Linked DNA regions of Homo sapiens: regions 1 and 2 are each linked to region 3. Evidence: chromatin loops called from intact Hi-C (ENCODE). Cell type or tissue: dorsolateral prefrontal cortex. All regions are shown on one strand. Links, peaks and the distances in the headings refer to the core of each region. The heading gives the core; the rest is flanking DNA.

Region 1 (6,430 bases), core at 1,135-5,134, 120 kb before region 3:
GGCAGGAGAATTGCTTCAACCTGGGAGGTGGAAGTTGCACTGAGCCGAGATCACACCATTGCACTCCAGCATGGGCGACAGAGTGAGACTCTGACTCAAAAAAAAGACTACTGCATGAGGGCAAAAGGCAGCCACATGGCACACACTCTCACCCAAGAAAAAGTGATCCATGTGTCCTCAGAATTCGGAATAGAGGAAGGTACCAAATTAAAAGAAGAGAAGATAAAATATTCCATACTAAGCACATATCATTTATATAAACCGATTTTTAATTTAAAAAGGTGGGAGAACTCACTGAAAAGACTTTGGGAGGCAAGACCATAAAAGGCAAAAATAACTATTAGAGCATAAGGACCTTTTAGGGTATCTGGTATAGAAACAAGTATCTCCTGTATTGATAGGCCCTGGAGGCATTAATGAATTTTTTTAAAAAACCTAATGTTTATTATTATAAGGACTGAATTCAGTATATCTTGAATTTCATAAAACAGGGATATATAACAAGATATTCACCACAAGTAGCTAAAACATTAAAAAGTAATTTCTAGCTATTAGAGTAGTAATTTTAAATGTATTATCTTGGGAATACCTTATTCCCTAAGAGTGCCATATGAATAAAGCACAATTTTAAATTATATTTGATTGCTAACCTGCCATATAAATATATAGGAATTTCATCCCTTTGGATGTTCTTAATTCCGATTTTCAATAGCTAAAAAATTATGATGTCACATAATGTGAAAAATCCAGATAAAAACAATGAGATAGTCTCACCTATCGGACTGGCAAAAACTGAAAAAATCTGATACCAGGAGACAGGAAATCTCATAGACCACTGATGGATGTGTCAATTGGTATAATTACTTTGGAAAAAAACTTCTATCAAAATTGAATACATACTTCCCTATGACTCAGCAATTCTACTTCTAGGTGTATATACCCAGAGAATCTCTAGTAATGTATAACATATACAAAAATGTTCCACATTTTTAATAATAGTACATCATGGTATGTTCATACACTATACTACAGAGCAGTGAAAATGAATAAAGCCGTATGTATCAACATAAACGTTAAAAACCATCATGTTGGCCGGGCACGGTGGCTCAAGTCGGTAATCCCAGCACTTTGGGAAGCCAAGGCAGGCGGATCATGAGGTCAAGAGATCGAGACCATCCTTGCCAACATGGTGAAACCCCATCTCTACTAAAAATACAAAAGTTAGCTGGGCGTGGTGGCACACGCCTGTACTCCCAGCTACTTGGGAGGCTGAGGCAGGAGAACTGCTTGAACCCATGAGGCGGAGGTTGCAGTGAGCCAAGATCATGCCACTGCACTCCAGCCTGGTGACAGAGAGAGACTTACTCTCAAAAAAAAAAAAAAACAAACCATCATGTTAAATGAGTTGCAGAAGATATATCAGATATATCAAATAATATCTTACATACACAAATGCATCTCATATATTTATATATGCTTTATGATACATCTAATATATATAAATATGAAATAAAAAGAAATATACAACATTTATAACAGTAGTTGTCTCTTAGGAAACAGGGAGGGGAATGGGACTAGAAATGGTGAGAACTTTCAGTTGTATTTGCTGCATTCCTTATTTTTGAATTTCAAGAGAAATAACAGTTCTGTGCAATGGGTATTTGTTATACTATTCTCTGCCCTTTCCTGTCCTTTCAAAATATTTTAAAAATAAGTAAGAAGCTTGCAGTTCAGTTTTCCCCTTTAGTCACTAAAGAACCACTGAAATGTCATACTGTACCTGCTCATATGGGTAAATGTATTCTGGCAAGAGAACATGAAACAAGTACACAGTGTTAAATTAGCAAATCTGGTTACTAAATCCTGACTCAGGATCCCCCACCCAGTCAAAATGAGTTAGGCTGGACCTAACTTATTTACCAAAGGAGAAGGCATTTCTTTGATTAAGGTTTCCCGTGGCAATCCCATCCTCTGTAAAAAATAATAATAATTCTGTCTAATATAGTCTGTAGTTTCAGCTTAAACAAACAACATTTATGATTTTTTGGTGTTTAAAATTCGAAATAGTAGAGTTCTAAATTCGCATATAGGCTTTTCTTAGCTCCTTCCTCAACCCAAACGGACTACATTAGACATCATAACCCTTAATGATAGGAGACTTCTGGCTAGCGGTTTCAGGAATGTTCCTCTCATTTTCTAGAATGGGCTTCTGTTTGGTCTGGATTTCCCCACCACCCCTACCAGTCTGTCTACCTTCCTCCAATAATGCACAGTGTAGCATAAGGCACAAAAAGAAACCTAGTTTCCGACTAGGCTCAAACTCCTGAGTCATGATTGCCAAGTGAAATATATCTGGTGCTTTACTTTCAAATTAATTTAATGTTTCTTAATCTGGCATTTCTGAAAAATGTGAGATGTCTTGTAAAAAACTGTCTTCATTTAAGAGCTGGCACTTGGGAGTGTTGCTCCTGACTTAATGTCACTTGGTTCCCTCTATGTAGCTCTCGAAGCTCTACCTAAAGGAATTAGAGGTTTATTCAATTCTCGCTTCAGTCAAATAGCCAGAGTTTTTAGTGAGACTTTGGATGGCAAAAGCATTAAACAGGAATGGTGCTCTATCTAGTCAGATCTGAAAAAGGCCACCAGTTGACATCATACACAATCACTAATGTGATGCATGACAATTTTAGGTAGGCTTGTACTAGTTGCCCAGAAGAAAAACGTCAGGTCCACGCTCTCTGCTATTAAGGCCCAGGTAGACAAGCTCAGATTAGTAACAGGTCTCAACATCAGTTTTATTCCAACATGCAGGTAGCCCATTTCTATAGTCCAGCTATATGGGTTCACACTAATCCTATGGTTATCATCAGCAGATTCACAAGCTGTCTCCCATCCCCAGCTGTGTTCTATCAGGGGTCTTCATGTTGCTTTGCTTTCTATTTTCTGCAACCACATTATGCTAGAACTGGCAGCCACAGAATTTACCATCTGTTATGCTGAAAGGGGTGTGAGTTGGGGGTGGGGAGAGTCTACACATGCTGCAAATGCAGCTTACTTATTCTGAACCAGAACTGAGCAAAATATGGAGGATGTACGCATTTACTAAAAGCAGAAATCCAAACACCCACTTATTTCATCTTTTTAGGTGAACCCAGAAAAGAATCTTGCAAACTTTCTCTCATTCTATCAACAGAGGGAAGTCAGCCAGGATAACGGGCCTTTTTGGAAGAATGTTTCATCTTTCCACCACACAGAAGCCCCTCACCCATCCCACCCCTTCCTCTACCCTGCTCACGCAGCTGCACCATTTGTAAAAACTGCTTCTTTTTGTGTGAGAATTGCTCATGAAGACTTTGCAATAGCAACAGATGTTCTTGGGCCTACATCACTTAATTATGATGCCCAACGATTCTCTGTAGCTCAAGGCTGAGGTAGAACCCAGTGGCACAACTGCTGGCTCATGTAAGCAAGCTGGATAACATTACATCGACTCTAGAGTCTCTATTTGGCTCTTTATGAAGGGATGAATTGACCGGAGGTTGGCCTTGCTGGTTTTGAAAGCCCTTAATATTAGAAGCCCTGGCTATTTTCCATATCTCTTCCTTGAGCCTCATCCAGGCAGATACCTGGCTTCTGAAACTAAACCAGGATTTCTGAGCATTGGCAGACTGATTTGTAGAGAAACAGCCTTTCCAGTGTGAATTAGTATCTTCCTTGCACCACCCACTCCCTAAAATGGGCAGCTCAGTTATTCATCCCTCTCTCACGTATTCATCCAACTACCATCAACATCAAAATGTCTGCTTCAAAGGGCTCAGCAGAAGTACAGATAACTGATACAGATACCAAGAAATCTTTATATTCTGTTGTACGTATACGTTATGCAAGAAAAACCTCAACATTCTAAATTGTATCTAACTTCCACTAATATAAATATTCATGCTTGTCTTCCTGGTGCACAAATGCATCAGAGGGTTGCTAGCCTATAGATAGGGCAGTTCAGGGCCCAAGAAGTGCATATATGCACTGCATATGCACAATACCAAGACAGGGAACAATCTATACATACGCAAGTACATTACAGTTGACTGAATCAGACTTTTAAGCAAGTATCTACTATAATCATTGAATGTCATTATTTCCTCCTCTGAGAACTGAACAAATTTATACAGGGCCCACACAGCCCAGCCACTATGTTAAACACTGGGCACAATACATGAACACAATAGACAATGTGTTCTCACAAAAACTTATGATCTACCACAAAAGATCAACAAATGAAGTAAGCAATTCATAAGGACACCCGATATAATGTGAGAAATACTGCCAAACCAGAACTGAACAAAACATGTACCCATTTCCTAAGGAACGTACAGCAGAGCCTACAACGCCACTAAGTCTGAAGAAGTTTAATGCTACACCATTTTTCTTGAAGTTCATTAATGTCCAGTTACAACAGTTAAAGATTTAAACATGCCCAGCATCAGAATTGTGTGTACTTTACCTGTTTACCTGTTTAAGAATCCTTGGCATACAATGAAAGGACCATCAATTCATTTTTAATAGTAGTCGACAATTCTACTGCTCCACCTATGTAAGTCTGGCCAGAACTGTGCTTTCTGGATTTCTACACTCTTATCCCTAAAGAATACAACACATTAAATCATTCCCACTAGGATGGAATTCCTTTCACTCTCTTTCTCTTTTGGTGTTCTTCTTTCTTCCAATTCAAAGTTCTTTCCCTCCAATTTTCACAGGCAAAAAAGAAGTGGTAGCTGCCCTCAAAGCTGTCTTGCAGCATTCTCCAAATTCTAGGTATTGTGTGTTAGATGGAAACACATGTCATCAGAACAGAGATCCTTGCTCTTTGTTTCTAGATAGATTGCTGTTAATAAGAGACTCATTTTCACTTTCAAACTGCTAAGTAATTACTTTTTCTCTGGCACAACCACTTGCCACTCTGTCTCAAAGAAACTGCATGTATGTGGATGTATTATGCATGAACAGTTAGCATAATGGATGCATATCTTGCTCTTTAAAGTGGCTTCTTTATTGATTTTTTTAAAAAATAAAATACTTTGAGACCTTCATCTCTGAATATTACACAAGAGGAAGAAATTTTAACAATAGACAACTGAGCCAAGATGCAAACAGTATCATATATCCTGCTTCTTGAAACATAAGTCTTGGAAAGTGTCTGTCTCATTCTCTTTTCATTCATTGTTCCTGGCAAGCTGACAGAACCGCCTGATGCACTGTTACAGTAGCTCACCCAAACGACTTCTAATCAGCCACTTAAACATTTATGCATTTCAAAACTTGATCTCAGAACATAATACTAAACATAAATACTTACTATTTAAAGGCAGACATTCTTCTATTATACAGATTTCCTTCTTTTTACGCACACTCCACACACACCCCCACCCCCACCACTCTGAGAAACATGAAAGCTATTCCATTCAAAGCTCAATGACGCTTTCCCCCCATATAGGAAAAAAACCCAAACGATTATGATAAAGATCCTGAGTGAGTCATAAGAGAATGCCCTTCAATTGTGGAGGCATGACTAACATTTGAATATGGTGATTGCTACACAAGCAAAGTAAACCATTTTATTTGGTTGATTGCAAAATATATAGTCATCTATTTTTCTATACCCCAAAAATATAAATTTGAAGAGTTGTTCACCTCAGTATGATAGGCTCTTACTTTTTCACATACTGCTAAGTCCACTTAGAAAATGGGCAAAAAATAATGGAAACTAGCAAGTAGCACCATTTCCATAATCCCCATTTATCTTGATGTTAAAAAAACTCGCTGTTTTTACATTTGAAGGCAACCCACATCATTTGCTTATACTCTAATATTTTGACAATAAATTTTGCTTGATAAATGTGATACATACATACATAAATATGCAGATGTCTTATTACCAAAAAAGCAATAAATTCTGCTTGTGAGAGAGTTAGAGAAGACTTTGAAAAACCTAAGTGACATTTATTAAGGCAAGCATTAAAGGCTAGTAAAAAGTTATCACATGGAAAAGAGTAGGAACCTTGTCTTTTTGTTCTTTGTCCATTGCCCAGCCATGCTCTAGGCACTCACAGAGCAGCATAATTGATCGTGGTTATTTGTCAACTTATTTGAGGTCCTCATTAGAGTGGTTTTACTCAAGAGTAGGACCTTCATATATTTTTCTTTATACCCCAGTACTCAGAAGGCATTCAATAAAAAGGTTTCCCTTCAAAAGAGCTTTCCTTATAAACTCAAACAAATTGACTCCATTCTCAAAGTCACTGATAAAAAAAAAAAACATAAAAGAGTCAGCAGTTTTCCTAAAATGGAAGAACTGCAAAAAAAAGAGAAAATATCCATCAAAACATGGGTCCACTCCCCCTGCCCCAAATTTCCTGCTTTTATCCTTGGG
Region 2 (6,430 bases), core at 1,278-5,277, 78 kb before region 3:
GACATTAAAAATTAATAACATTTACAATAGCACTAAAAATACTGAAGCACTTAGGTATAAATCTAGCAAAATATGTGAAAGATCTAGATGCCAAAAAGTATAAAATGCTGATGAAAAAAATCAAAGAGTATCTAAATAAATGGAGAGATATATTATGTTCATGAATTAGAAAACTCAGGCGGGGCGCGGTGGCTCACGCCTGTAATCCCAGCACTTTGGGAGGCCGAGGAGGGCGGATCACGAAGTCAGGAGATCGAGACAATCCTGGCTAACACGGTGAAACCCTGTCTCTAATAAAAATACAAAAAATTAGCCAGGCGTGGTGGCGGGGCCTGTAGTCCCAGCTACTCCGGAGGCTGAGGCAGGAGAATGGCGTGAACCCGGGAGGTGGAGCTTGCAGTGAGCCGAGATCGCGCCACTGCATTCCAGCCTGGGCGACAGAATGAGACTCCATCTCAAAAAAAAAAAAAAAGAGAAAAAGGAAAAAAAACCCTCAATATTGCTAAAATGTCAATTCTTCCAAATTTAACCTATAGATCCAATGCAATCCCAATCCAAATCCAAGCTGATCATAAAATGTATTATGGAAAGGCAAAAAACAAAACAAAACAAAAACTAGAATAGCCAAAACAATTCTGAATAAGAACAAAGTTGGAGGACTCACGCTACCTGATTTCCAAGACTAACTATAAAGCTACAATAATTAAGACAATGTAGTATTGGCAAAAGGAAGATGCATTAACCATCCCAAAAGTTGATCCACACAAATATAGTGAATCACTTTTTTTCTGCAAAGTAACAAAACCAATTCAATGGGAAAAAAAAAGTCTTTTCAAAACTTGGTGCTAGATCAACTGGACATCCTTTCTTTTTTTTATAAAAAGGAGCCGCAACACATGCCTCATAGAAAAATTAACTCAAAATGGATAATAGACCAAAATGTAAAACCTGAAACAGTAAAACTTTAAAAATGAGACACAAGAGAAAAAACCGTGTAACCTAAAGTCTGGCAATTAGTTTTTAAATACGATGCCAAAAGCGTAATCAATAAAAGAATTGATAAATTAGATTTTATGAAAGATAAAAGAAACAGATTAACAATACCTGCCATAGATGAGGGAAAATATTTACAAATTACATATTAATTCACATTTTAAAAATCACATATTAATATTTTGTATCACACATTAAATAAATCACATATTAATATTTTGTATTCTAAATATTTAAAGTACTCTTAAAACTCCAACAATAAGAGCCAATGTAGTGGCTTGTGCCTGTAATTTCAGCTCTTCAGAAGGCTGAGCTGGAGGATTTTGAGCCTAGAAGTTTAAGGCTGCAGTGAACCACTGCATTCCAGCTTGGGCAACAGAACAAGACCCCATCTCTAAAAACTATATAAATTTTTTTAAAAATAAATATTAAAATAAGTCAAAAGTAAAAAAGATTAATTGGCAAAATATATAAACAGATACTTTACCAAAAGAAGTTTATTTATTTATTTATTTTTTGAGACTGAGTCTTGCTCTGTGTCCCAGGCTGGAGTGCAGTGGTACCATCTCGGCTCACTGCAACCTCTGCCTCCCTGGTTCAAGTGATTCTCCTGCCTCAGCCTCCCCAGTAGCTGGGCTACAGGCACCCGCCACCACGCCCACCTAATTTTTGTATTTTTAGTAGAGACAGGGTTTCACTATGTTGGCCAGGCTGATCTCAAACTCTTGATCTCAGGTGATCTGCCCACCTCGGCCTCCCAAAGTGCTGGGATTACAGGAATAAGCCACCATGCCTGGCCCAGAAAAATATTTTTAAATGGAAAATAAGCACATGAAAAGATGCTCAACATTATTTGTCACTAGTGAAATGCAAGTTAAAACAACAATGATATAATACTATGTATCTATTAGGATGGCTAAAATAAAAAAGGAACAATCCCAAATGCTGAGAAAGACACAGAGCAACAGTAACCCTCTTTAATTGCAGGTAGCTATTTTAAATGGTACAGCCGCTTTGAAAGACAACTTAGCAGTTCCTTATAAAATTAGAAATACATTTGCCATACAACTTGGTGGTTCCACTCCCGGGGCTTACCCAAATGAGCGGAAAACTTATGTTCACAGAAAAACCCATATACAAATGTTTATAACAGCTTTATTAATAATCACCAATAACTGGAAAAAGCCAAGATGTCCCTCAATAGGTGAATGAACAAATATATATATCTTCCAAATATGTGTGTGTGTATATATATATTTTTTTTCCATAAAATGGAATATATACATCAATTTTAAAAGAATGAGCTACTGAGTGGATACAGTGTATACAGATCTTGAATGCATTCTGTTAAATTTAATAATCCAGACCCAGAAGGCTATATACAATATGGTTCAATTTATATGACATCATGAAAAGGCAAAACTATAAAAATAAGAAACAGATCATGGCTACCAGGGGTTGAGGACGAATGGAAGGGTTGAATATAAAGGGGGAATACAAGGGAATTTTTAGGGTGATAGAATTATTCTGTATGGTACAGGGGTGTTGGATAGATGACTCAATGCACTTGTCAAAATCCAAAGAGGTATACATCCCAAAAATGGACTTTGCTGCATGCAAATTTAATAACAAGTCAGCCAAGATAGGGAAATCCCAGGATAGAATGCAGAAAATGACAAATAAATCGAACCATATTACTAATATATGACATTACCTTACTGAAGGGGAAGGGATGGGGGAAAGGATCTGACTTAAGAAACTTTGGATAACTGTACTTTGACTGGACACCGTAAGGCTGAAGACAAAAGGAACCATACATCAGCACCCTTCTAGCTGGCAAATCTACCTCTCTCTAGAGTATGGGTTAGCAATTCTCAAACTACTCTACATGTAGGGTAGGGTTGAATAAATAAGTAAATCAACTGTAGATAATGGGAGGCAGGTTTCTCACCATAAGAGAAAGAAGTTACAGTCAGTTCTGCTACAACACAACTTATGTGTTCTTAAAAATTATTATGCTGTGCAAAATTGTACAATAAAAACCATAGGTCTCATGGGAAAAATGAAGCTAGTAGCACAACATTTAAAAACTTATTCAGTGAAAGATTAGAACAAAAATAGGAACCTAATTTTAAAATAGTACCATAGTTTTATATAAGAAATGATTAAGAAATGCATAATGCTACAATCAATGTGGTATTTTAGTTTTAAAACACCTAAAGTTTGTGAACATAGGCATCATAAAGGCTACAGCTTTTGAGTTACTGCAAAGTGATGGAAGAAGGGTTATTTGAAATCCAATGGGAAAGTTGTAACAGCACATGTGGATGGGTGTGGCTCATTATCCTTGGTTTTGTGGTTGGATTCAAACATCACAGTACTTTCAAAGTCTTAAATCCTGAGGCATTTTTTTTTTCCCTGACTGATTTGCAGGTCCTTCAAGGAAGGCATTTGTAACAGATATCTGTTTCATCTAAGTTAGAATTTCAATCCAATAAATGGCCTTCTTCTTAATTAACTTCTGTGTCACTGTTGGACTTCTTTGCTACTTTCTCAGCTGTACTTGCCTTTCCCAGCTGGACTCTGGCTCTGCTGACAGCTGAAGGCTTTGGAAATTGTAGTAATTTTTTTTGTTTGTTTTGGTTTTTTGTTTTTGTTGTTGTTTGTTTGTTTTAAGATGGAGTTTTGCTCTTGTCACCCAGGCTGGAGTGCAATGGCACGATCTCAGCTCCCCACAACCTGTGCCTCCCAGGTTCAAGCGATTCTCCTGCTTCAGCCTCCTGAGTAGCTGGGATTACAGGCATGCACCACCACGCCTGGCTAATTTTGTATTTTTAGTACAGACGGGATTTCTCCATGTTGGTCAGGCTGGTCTCGAACTTCCAACCTCAGGTAATTCGCCTGCCTCAGCCTCCCAAAGTGCTGGGATTACAGGCGTGAGCCACCGTGCCCGGCCTGTAGTAATGTTTGAAACCACAAATCCAGCCACTATCTACACTAAATGGAACCACTTCTGCAAGATGTGGCAATTTCTTTGAAAGTCTTCATATACAGTGCTTTCTTTCTGATTGTAGGAAAAAATGTTCCTGTTTGGTTTTCAATTCAAATGCTCAACAATCTTTCTATTTCTTCTAATTCTTCAGGCTGTGTTCCTATTGACTCTATAGCATTTGAAGTTAAGCCATCATAGATGTTTCTTTTGTTTTCACGGTATTGTTCTTCAAGGTCCTCAATGTGGATTCCTTTATGCTTGAAAGATGTTATGCTATTTTGTTTTTTGATAAACACTTCATTATTTCAAGTTTCTCCTCAATACCTAAAGCTTTCTTTTTGCATTCACTGCTTAGCATTTTTGAACCACACATTTAGATGTGTTTGAGGTATATATATTTCTCACTGCTTCACAAATGTGAAAGAATAGCATTCTTATACAGATTCACAAATGTAAACAAATAGCACTCTTACACAGGTTCAAAAATGTAAAAGAATGGCATTCTTTTACAGGTTCACAAATGTAAAAGAATAGCAAAACATAACCTTATTGGATAATACATATGATGAACTAAGGTAGTTGTAGATGTTTGAGGCGTATGTGTGTCTGTGTGTGCGTTTTATGTATCCCAATTTGGCTTGATTTAGATGGATGCAATTTTCTCTGTTCATCTAGTGTTCCTCAAGGATGAAATCATACAAAAGAAATGTGAAATATGTACCATGCTCAAATTATTCCTTTTGTTTGTTTGTTTGTTTGAGACTGAGTCTCGCTCTGTCACCTAGACTGGAGTGCAGTGGTGCAATCTCGGCTGTCTGCAACCTCTGCCTCCTGGCTTCAAGCGATTTTCCAGACTCAGCCTCCTAAGTAGCTGGAACTACGGGCGTGTGCCACCACGCCCGGCTACTTTTTGTATTTTTAGTAGAGGCAGGGTTTTACTATGCTGGCCAGCCTGATCTTGAACTCCTGACCTTAGGTGATCTGCCTGCCTCAGCCTCCCAAAGTGTTGGGATTACAGGCGTGAGCCATCGCACCTGGCCAAATTATTCCTTAATATATCAGTTGCACTGGAATAAAACAAACATTGTATCAGAATTAACATAAGAAAGGAAGGCTAGAATGAACCCTATGGTGCTAGAGAGATATCAGTATGAACTCATGTTGATATTAATATATACAAATAGGTACATACATAAAGGTATATGTATATGCATGGGTTAATGTACATATACATAATTATATCCTAGTTTTGTCCACTGAGAAGGCCTAGAAACAGTGATAAACCACAAGCATGAGCATAGCCAAAACCCAGATCTTGGTTTCTGAATACCATTCTCTAAGAGAAAGAATCAGGGCTCTTTTGAGAAATGGCTGATTCTAAGGCTGTGGCAGGAGGTCTACAAGATGAACCTAGAGCATCTTGTAGTGCCAGAAAAAGAAAAGAAGAAAAGATGTAGGGCATGTCAAAAGGACTCAGGAACCAACCTGAAAGAGCTCTCAACAGCTGCAGTTAGAAAAATTTGAGCAACAAAACAAATAACAAGGCCGGGCGCGGTGGCTCACGCCTGTAATCCCAGCACTTTGGGAGGCCGAGGAGGGCGGATCACGAGGTCAGGAGATCGAGACCATCCTGGCTAACACGGTGAAACCCCATCTCTACTAAAAATACAAAAAATTAGCCGGGTGCAGTGGCGGGTGCCTGTAGTCCCAGCTACTCGGGAGGCTGAGGAAGGAGAATGGCGTGAACCCGGGAGGCAGAGCTTGCAGTGAGCCGAGATCACGCCACTGCACTCCAGCCTGGGCGACAGAGCGAGACTCCGTCTCAAAAAAAAAAAAAAAAATTAAATAAAATAACAGTAGTATTACAATCTAACCAAAAGATTAGATAAATATCCATGAGTTCATACTGATATAAATAAATGATTAAGTAGAAAATTAATGAGGAAGAAGGAAAAAAGTGTTATTTTAGATTTCCAACTAATGTATGTAAATATACCCCCGCAGGGGTTGGAGTATAACTCCCCTTTCCTTGAGTGTAGGCTGGATTCAGTCACTTGCTTCCAAAAATAAGAGATGGAAGAAGGAAAAATAGCAACCTTACAGTGGCGAATCCTAGCAGACGGCAGTTTAACTAAGTGATCAAGGTTAACATCAATAGTGGTAAGTCATATTTATTAACTTACATTGATATGACGCAATGAGAAATACACCTCTCTTCCGTGGTATTTTTCCTAAAACCCATAACCCCAGTCTAATAATAATAATAAAAAAAGAAAGACAAACACAACTTGATGGACATTTTACAAAATACCTGCCCCATAATCTTCGAAACTGCTAAGACCACAGAAAACATGGGAAGACTAAAAAACTGTCACAGACCAGAAGGGACTAAGCAGACATGATGACTACAATTGATGTAGTATTCTGGACTGGATCCTGGAACAG
Region 3 (6,430 bases), core at 902-4,901:
GGAGAAAATATTTGCAAATCATATATCTGATAAAATATTAATATTCAGAATATATAAAGAACTCTAAAACTCAACCACAGAAACAAACAAGCTGACTCAAAAATAGGAAAAGGAATTGAATAGACATTTCATTCATTATGGAAATACTAGGAAAATGAAAATCATTAGGGGAATAAAAATCAAACCCACAATGAAACACCACCTCATACCCATTAGAATGGCTATCAAAAAACACAAAACAAAAAACAAATAGAAAACAACATATGTTGGTGAGGATGTGGAGAAATTAGAACCCTTGTACACTGTTGGCGAGAATGTAAAATAGTGCAGCCGCTATGGAAAACAGCACAGTGGTTCTTCAAAGAAGATCCTACAATATCACTTCTGGGTATAAATCCCAAAGAACTGAAAGCAGAGTCTCAAAGAGATATTTGTACACCCATGTTCATGTTCATAGCAGCACTGTTACTAACAGCCAAAAGAAAGAAGCAACCCAAATGTCCATCAATAATGAATGGGTAAACAAATTGTAATATACATACAATGGAATTATTCATCCTTAAAAAGAAAGGAAATTCTGACACGTGCTACAACATGGATGAACCTTAAAGGACACTAAGTCAGTTTAAATAAGCCAGTCACAAAAGGACAGATACTGATATCCCACTGATAAAGGTACCTAGAGTAGTCAGATTCATAGAGACAGAAAGTAGAATTTGGTCGTCAGGGGCCAGGGGACAGAAGGCTGGGGAGTTGTTGTTTTAACAGGTACAGAGCTTCAGTTTTGCAGGATGAAGAAGTTCTGGAGATTAGCTTCACAATAATGTGAATACACTTAACACTACTAAACTGTACACTTAAAAATGGTTAAGATGGTCAATTTTATGCTATATGTATTTTCCACAATTTGAAATAAAACAAAACAATCACCATTGGGTGGGCTCAAATAAAAGTTAAGAATTCAGAAGGGAATAAGGGCTGTTTCATATGATTGTGCCAGTTGTCTTACACAAGGGCACCTAGCTATGAATTTAAAATCCGCCCCGTCCTCTGTTCTCCAAGCCATGTGCCCTAATTTGTGAAAACAGAAGGAAGGAAGGAAGGAAGGAAGGAAGGAAGGAAGGAAGGAAGGAAGGAAGGAAGGAAGGAAGGAAAGGAGGGAGGGAGGGAGGGAAAGGTGAGCCAGGAAAAAGAGGATAGAGAAGGGGAAGAAGAATAAGAAAAAGGATCTGACTGTTGGGGTGGATCTGTTCCCAAGACTTTTTCTTTAAAGGCTTCTGACCCTGTGACAGAAGAGCACAAGTTGGCTCAGAATGATGATTTAGGAACTGTGCTTCCCTTTCCAACTACAGTGTGTGTGGTAGCACTAAATTATCCTCTGGAAGAGAAGATTGAAAGCACAGGATCACCTTTTACTATTTCTCTTGACCTCTGTTCCAAATAGGAAATGACATCATGCTGAAAAAGTCCACCATTACTCTCAGTTAAATTCTGCCTTCTTCTGAATGGAAATACTCCTGAGAGTAATTAACGCATCAATATTAACATTTATCGAGCTTACGCGTTGTGCCAGGGACTGTTCCAAATACTTTACATGGATTGTATCACTTAATCCTGAAATATCTCAGATGAGGTAAATAGTATTACTATCCAAATTTTAAATTTTATAGATGAGGAATCTGAGACACAGGCTAAATAGCATAAGGTCACACAGTCAAAAAGGAAAGCTCTGGAAATCCACATTTGACTTTTCCTTAAATGACAGACATGACCTTTCCCCATAAATGACCTTTCCTTTCAGAACAGAAGCTAAGCAAATTAAAGAAGAACTGGTATTCCTTGGACTATGTCACCTTCTAAGGGGAGGTGGAACCTACTAAGTTACCCTGAGGGAACAAAAACAAAGGCCCAAAGAATGCCAGCCCATTTCCAAGCAGCCTCTCTTAACAGGTAAGCACAATCCAAAGGCTTTGAGTTCCTAACAACACTGAATTTCTTGCAGTTTTTAGCATATACATTTTCTCCAGTATGCATTTGCTCATGCTGGTCCTTCCACTGGGAAAATATGGTCCCTTGCCCTACTTTACATGAATGACTGCCTCATCCATCAAGACCGAAGGCAAGTAGTGAGTGTCCTTTCCAGGAAGGTTTCTCTAAGCCCTCTTCCTCCCACTCTGCCAGAATGAGCCTAGTTCCCTTACTACATGACATGGAAATGATCTCTTTTCCATGCCTGTATCCTCCAGTTGAGGCAGGGACTGTGTCTTATTAATGACTGCCATGTGTCAAGTGATCAGGGCTTTACATACAGTGTCTCATTTAGCCTTAAAAACAACCCTGGGAGATTGGTATTCTCAACCCCTTATAAATGAGGAAAACGTCTAAACTAATAAGGGATAGATGAAAGATTTAACCCAGATGTGACACCAAAGCCTGTACATGTAACCACTATATTGCATAGTACTTCCCGTACTTAGATTTGCATTCACTATGCCCAACACAGTAGCTTGCAAATAACCGATGTTTAAGAGATGTTTACTGAACTGATTTGAAGCCATGGGCTTAAATGATCCCCAGTAAGGATGTGAACATAATAGGTTAGGTTATAACTTTGGCCTCTCACAGGCAAGCAAACTCTAGTTTGGGTAATGACACTAGCCTCTCAGAAACTCTCTTGCTGCTGCATATGAAAGCCTATGATTCTCTAGATGACCAAGCTACAACATCCTTTATCCAGAATTTGCGACAAATGCGAGAATTGATAAATCTGTAGGAGTAAATCCCTGTGTGTTTGAAATGAACCAACACACACAAATGCAGACACGGTATTTAAAAATTGTGAAACTTTATCCCCTTTGGGGACAAATTAAGCCAATAAAAACAAAGGGGAAGAAGAAGGCATTCTCTAGACCCATCTGGCTGCACCCAGTGCATAAGGATCTGCCAATCATGAGGCAACGGCGCCCAGCTGGTTTGGGTCACTGAGAGAAAAGCTGCATGCAGATAGTTTATGTACTGGAATAAATCAAGATGAGCAATTACCATTTTCTGGAGAAGCTTGGACTTATTCAGGGTGAGCTTTCACATTGTTACTGTCTTTAGAGAACCGAATTTTAGAAAAAGTGAGGGGGAGATAAGGGAGAGACTGAGGCTGAAGGGTTTAAAAAGAAAAGGGTATGGGCTCATATGTAATACTTTCTTCAGCTCATAGATAAGAAATGCCTGGTTGAGGGACAGTTCCACCAGGTCCACTAATAGCAGTACATGAAGAATTTGACAGAGCTGAAATTCTTCAACAATTCTAAGGGCTTCACAATAAATGCAAGAATAGCAGCCAATACTTATAGAGTCCTAAATGCTTCAGACTCTACAATATATAATGAGAACTCCTTCAATAAATGTCAGTAGTAGTCATTATATCTACTATCATTAGTATTACTATCCTCAGTTCACTATCCCTCACAAGGACACTGAGTATATACTACCATCATCCCATATTACACATGAGGAACTAAGCTAAGACAAGTTAGGTAGCATGCCCAGATACATACAATTAGAAATTGGAGGCAGCAGAGCCCACAAGTGCAGAAAGTATTACTACAATAATAATGGTAGCCACCATTTTACAGCTACTGCAGGTGATCTTGTGTTGAGCACTTCACAATCACTATCTTTCAAGCTCACACCAACCCTGCAAGGCATTATTATTAATAACTTGAAATGAAAAAAAAAGCCACGTATCATGGTGCATGCCTGTGGTTCCAGCTACTCGGGAGGCCGAGGTGGGAGGATAAGCCGAGATCATGCCACTGCACTCCAGCTGGGGTGACAGAGAAAGATCTTGTCTCAAAAACACAACACAACTAAACAAAACAAAAACCTGAGACTCAAAAAAGTCATGTCAAAAGTCATTCAGCTAATAAGTAGCTGAGGCCAGATTCAAACTCCGATCTACCCAACCCCAAAGGCTACGGACTTTTTCACGACACCAGGCTCTCTTTAGTCATAAGCTGTACTGTAACAACTTACGGAACAACTAGGAAACAATTGTGGACAATGCATTGGAACCACACACAATGGGCATTCACTGTGTGGACTGCACTTTGTCAGTGCTATTGTGCAGGTAAAGAAGGGATACAGGAAGCCAAACACTCAGCAATATGATTTTCTATACATGACCCCAAGTTCAAAAACCAATGCTTTCTGTCAAGGGTAGTTGTGCACTCAAGTAACAAACCTGGGTAAATAAAAGGTTCAGAGGAAAACATGGAGCTTCCTGGAGAAATGATTTTGAGGGAGGCTAATTCTTCCAATATATTATTTTTGAGAAACAAATTTGATATATTTTAACTCAATGTGGAACTCAGGATATGTGGGCTTCCCTGACTCAGAAGCATCACAGACCATAAACAAATCACAGAGTATCTCTCCTCCTGGGCACAACTCCGTTGCTCTGCCACTATCTGAGGCACTACACCGCTCTGATGAGAAAAATGTATTGCCCCAAAAAGACCTAAGAAATACCAAAAGGAGCAGAAATGACAGTATTTGTCTTGACTTATTTTGGTGTCACAGATGTTGCCACACAGTACAAACTGTGTAATATTTGCTGATTACAATGACACGCAATATACTTCAGCTTGGATTGATATATCATCAGCACTGTAGGAAGATCTTACCTTGCAAAAAAATGTTTAATTTCAGTCCAATCTGTCAGTTCTTCCTAGGGTTTCACCTTCCCCAGTTTTCCCCTCCTCAGGAAAAAATCTTTAAAGCCATTTCATAGATAAAAATAGGTCTGGAGTTTCACAGGGGTAGCCTTGTAATTTGGTACTTCTTGGTTATTACCATGTGTTTCTTTAGAACACTTGGGTCAGTTGTCTAATTTGAAAAGCTCTGCTGACATCTCAAAGTATTTGTTCTAATTATTGCTTAACACCCTGGTAAGAGGCTTCCCAGAAGATAAGCGAAGTTTCATAATCATTTCCCTGGTTTGAACTTAGAAAGAAATGTAAATATATATTATCATTAAGTGAGTTGTGATTTTAATTACTGGAAAATGTTATTAATTCTGATAAGAATTATTCAGAAGGTAATAAAGATAAAAGCTGTCAAAATTAATTAAGCACATATTCATTAAATCCAAGGTAGCTTCAGTTTCCTTATTGCATAAATACAATTAACACTTAATCTGAATCTCGATAAGTTACATAATCATGTGCCTCAAAATCAAGGGAGGATACAACCTTGGCCTTCTCCGTTTTACATGGGAAAACATTAATGACGCTGACATCGGAGACAATTAGACAGTGTCAGCCAATTGTTTTTAGCCAGCTTTCTCTCACATCTGTGGTGTCTACAAGCAAGAAGGCTCATTGTTTCCACAGGCCTCCTTCGGGCCTTGGCTTTTTGTGTAAACCGTCAATCTCTTGGCGAATATCAAAGCCGTGAGGAAATTAGAACAGACCAGCTCTGCTGCCCCACACTAAAGCTTAGCAGGGTGCATCCACTATGCTACTAATTAGGCAGTGACCAACAAAATAACCTGTCAATGTCCGCTAGCCATTTCCCACACACCTGCATTTCATACCCTAATAAGCATACAGCAAGAGAGAAAAAGGGATAACTGCTGAAGTGTGAAAAATGAACAAAATATAACAATGTTTCCATCCCCACCTATACTTCTGGCAATTACCATTTAACATTAGGGGGACTCAACATGTCTGAAGACTCACAATACGGTATCTGAAACTAAAACCCAGGGGGGAAACCACACATTGAGACTGTATTAAGGTTTGCTTCGAAAATATCACACTAAGAAGAATCTAGAGTTATGTATAAAACCCAGGAAACTGAAAATGACCATAATTTAGATTAGGGACCAGGAGACTGACTTTTTAAAAACATTTTCCATTCAAGCCATTGAAAGAGAAATGCGTACTATTCTCTTCATCTTTTCCTTCCATAAAACAAAAATATATAACAGGACAGAAAATAGAATATCTGAAAAAAAGTTTCATTTTTTTCCTTACATTTTCCACTCTGATTTAGTGAATTTATGATCATCATCATTCTTTTGACCTACTGTATATTAATTAATTTCTTTTTCAGGTCTCTTTTTCTTTTCCCCATGGATTCCCACTGTAGTCTTTTGGACAAGATTCTGCAAGCAGCATTTTATTTGCTAGTATTTTCACTCACAGAGAAAGCTACATGCCTTGCAGTTGAGGGAGCTGAGAAGGTTCAGTATCAAATGGATTGAAAACACCTCTATTTTGCCCTTGAGCTTTAAAATGTATTTGAGAACTCACAACCCAAATATAAAAGCAGGTTCCATTGCATCTTTAACAACATAATTCTTAAGCGATTCCAACTGCATCTCTATTTAAGACTCTTCTCAATTTCTTGGGTCACAAAACCTCTGTGTTTT

The links. A loop is a pair of places that touch in the nucleus more often than their neighbours do. Peaks named below come from ENCODE experiments on the same cell type or tissue, not always from the same donor. Only the 100,000 strongest peaks of a DNase experiment are listed, where the experiment ranks them.
Region 1: a loop joins it to region 3, with 2.5 times the contacts of the local background. A loop is called at or near these places in 1 of 110 quality-filtered maps.
Region 2: a loop joins it to region 3, with 2.4 times the contacts of the local background. A loop is called at or near these places in 1 of 110 quality-filtered maps.

The regions. Positions count from the first base shown.
Region 1 is chr10:116,969,344-116,975,773 of GRCh38, forward strand. All of the region lies in intron 2 of SHTN1 (shootin 1), which reads right to left. Among named protein-coding and RNA genes, the nearest start is that of SHTN1, 33 kb to the right of the region's middle. In dorsolateral prefrontal cortex, for the core only: no CTCF peak of the experiment used is centred there; DNase peaks (open chromatin) are centred at 3,015 and 4,182; H3K27ac peaks cover 4,000 bases.
Region 2 is chr10:117,011,682-117,018,111 of GRCh38, forward strand. It overlaps a transcript of SHTN1 not described here. Among named protein-coding and RNA genes, the nearest start is that of SHTN1, 9.7 kb to the left of the region's middle. In dorsolateral prefrontal cortex, for the core only: no CTCF peak of the experiment used is centred there; no DNase peak of the experiment used is centred there.
Region 3 is chr10:117,089,667-117,096,096 of GRCh38, forward strand. It overlaps a transcript of SHTN1 not described here. Among named protein-coding and RNA genes, the nearest start is that of VAX1, 45 kb to the right of the region's middle. RefSeq lists enhancers at 4,947-6,066, 5,170-5,688. In dorsolateral prefrontal cortex, for the core only: no CTCF peak of the experiment used is centred there; a DNase peak (open chromatin) is centred at 2,955; H3K27ac peaks cover 2,306 bases.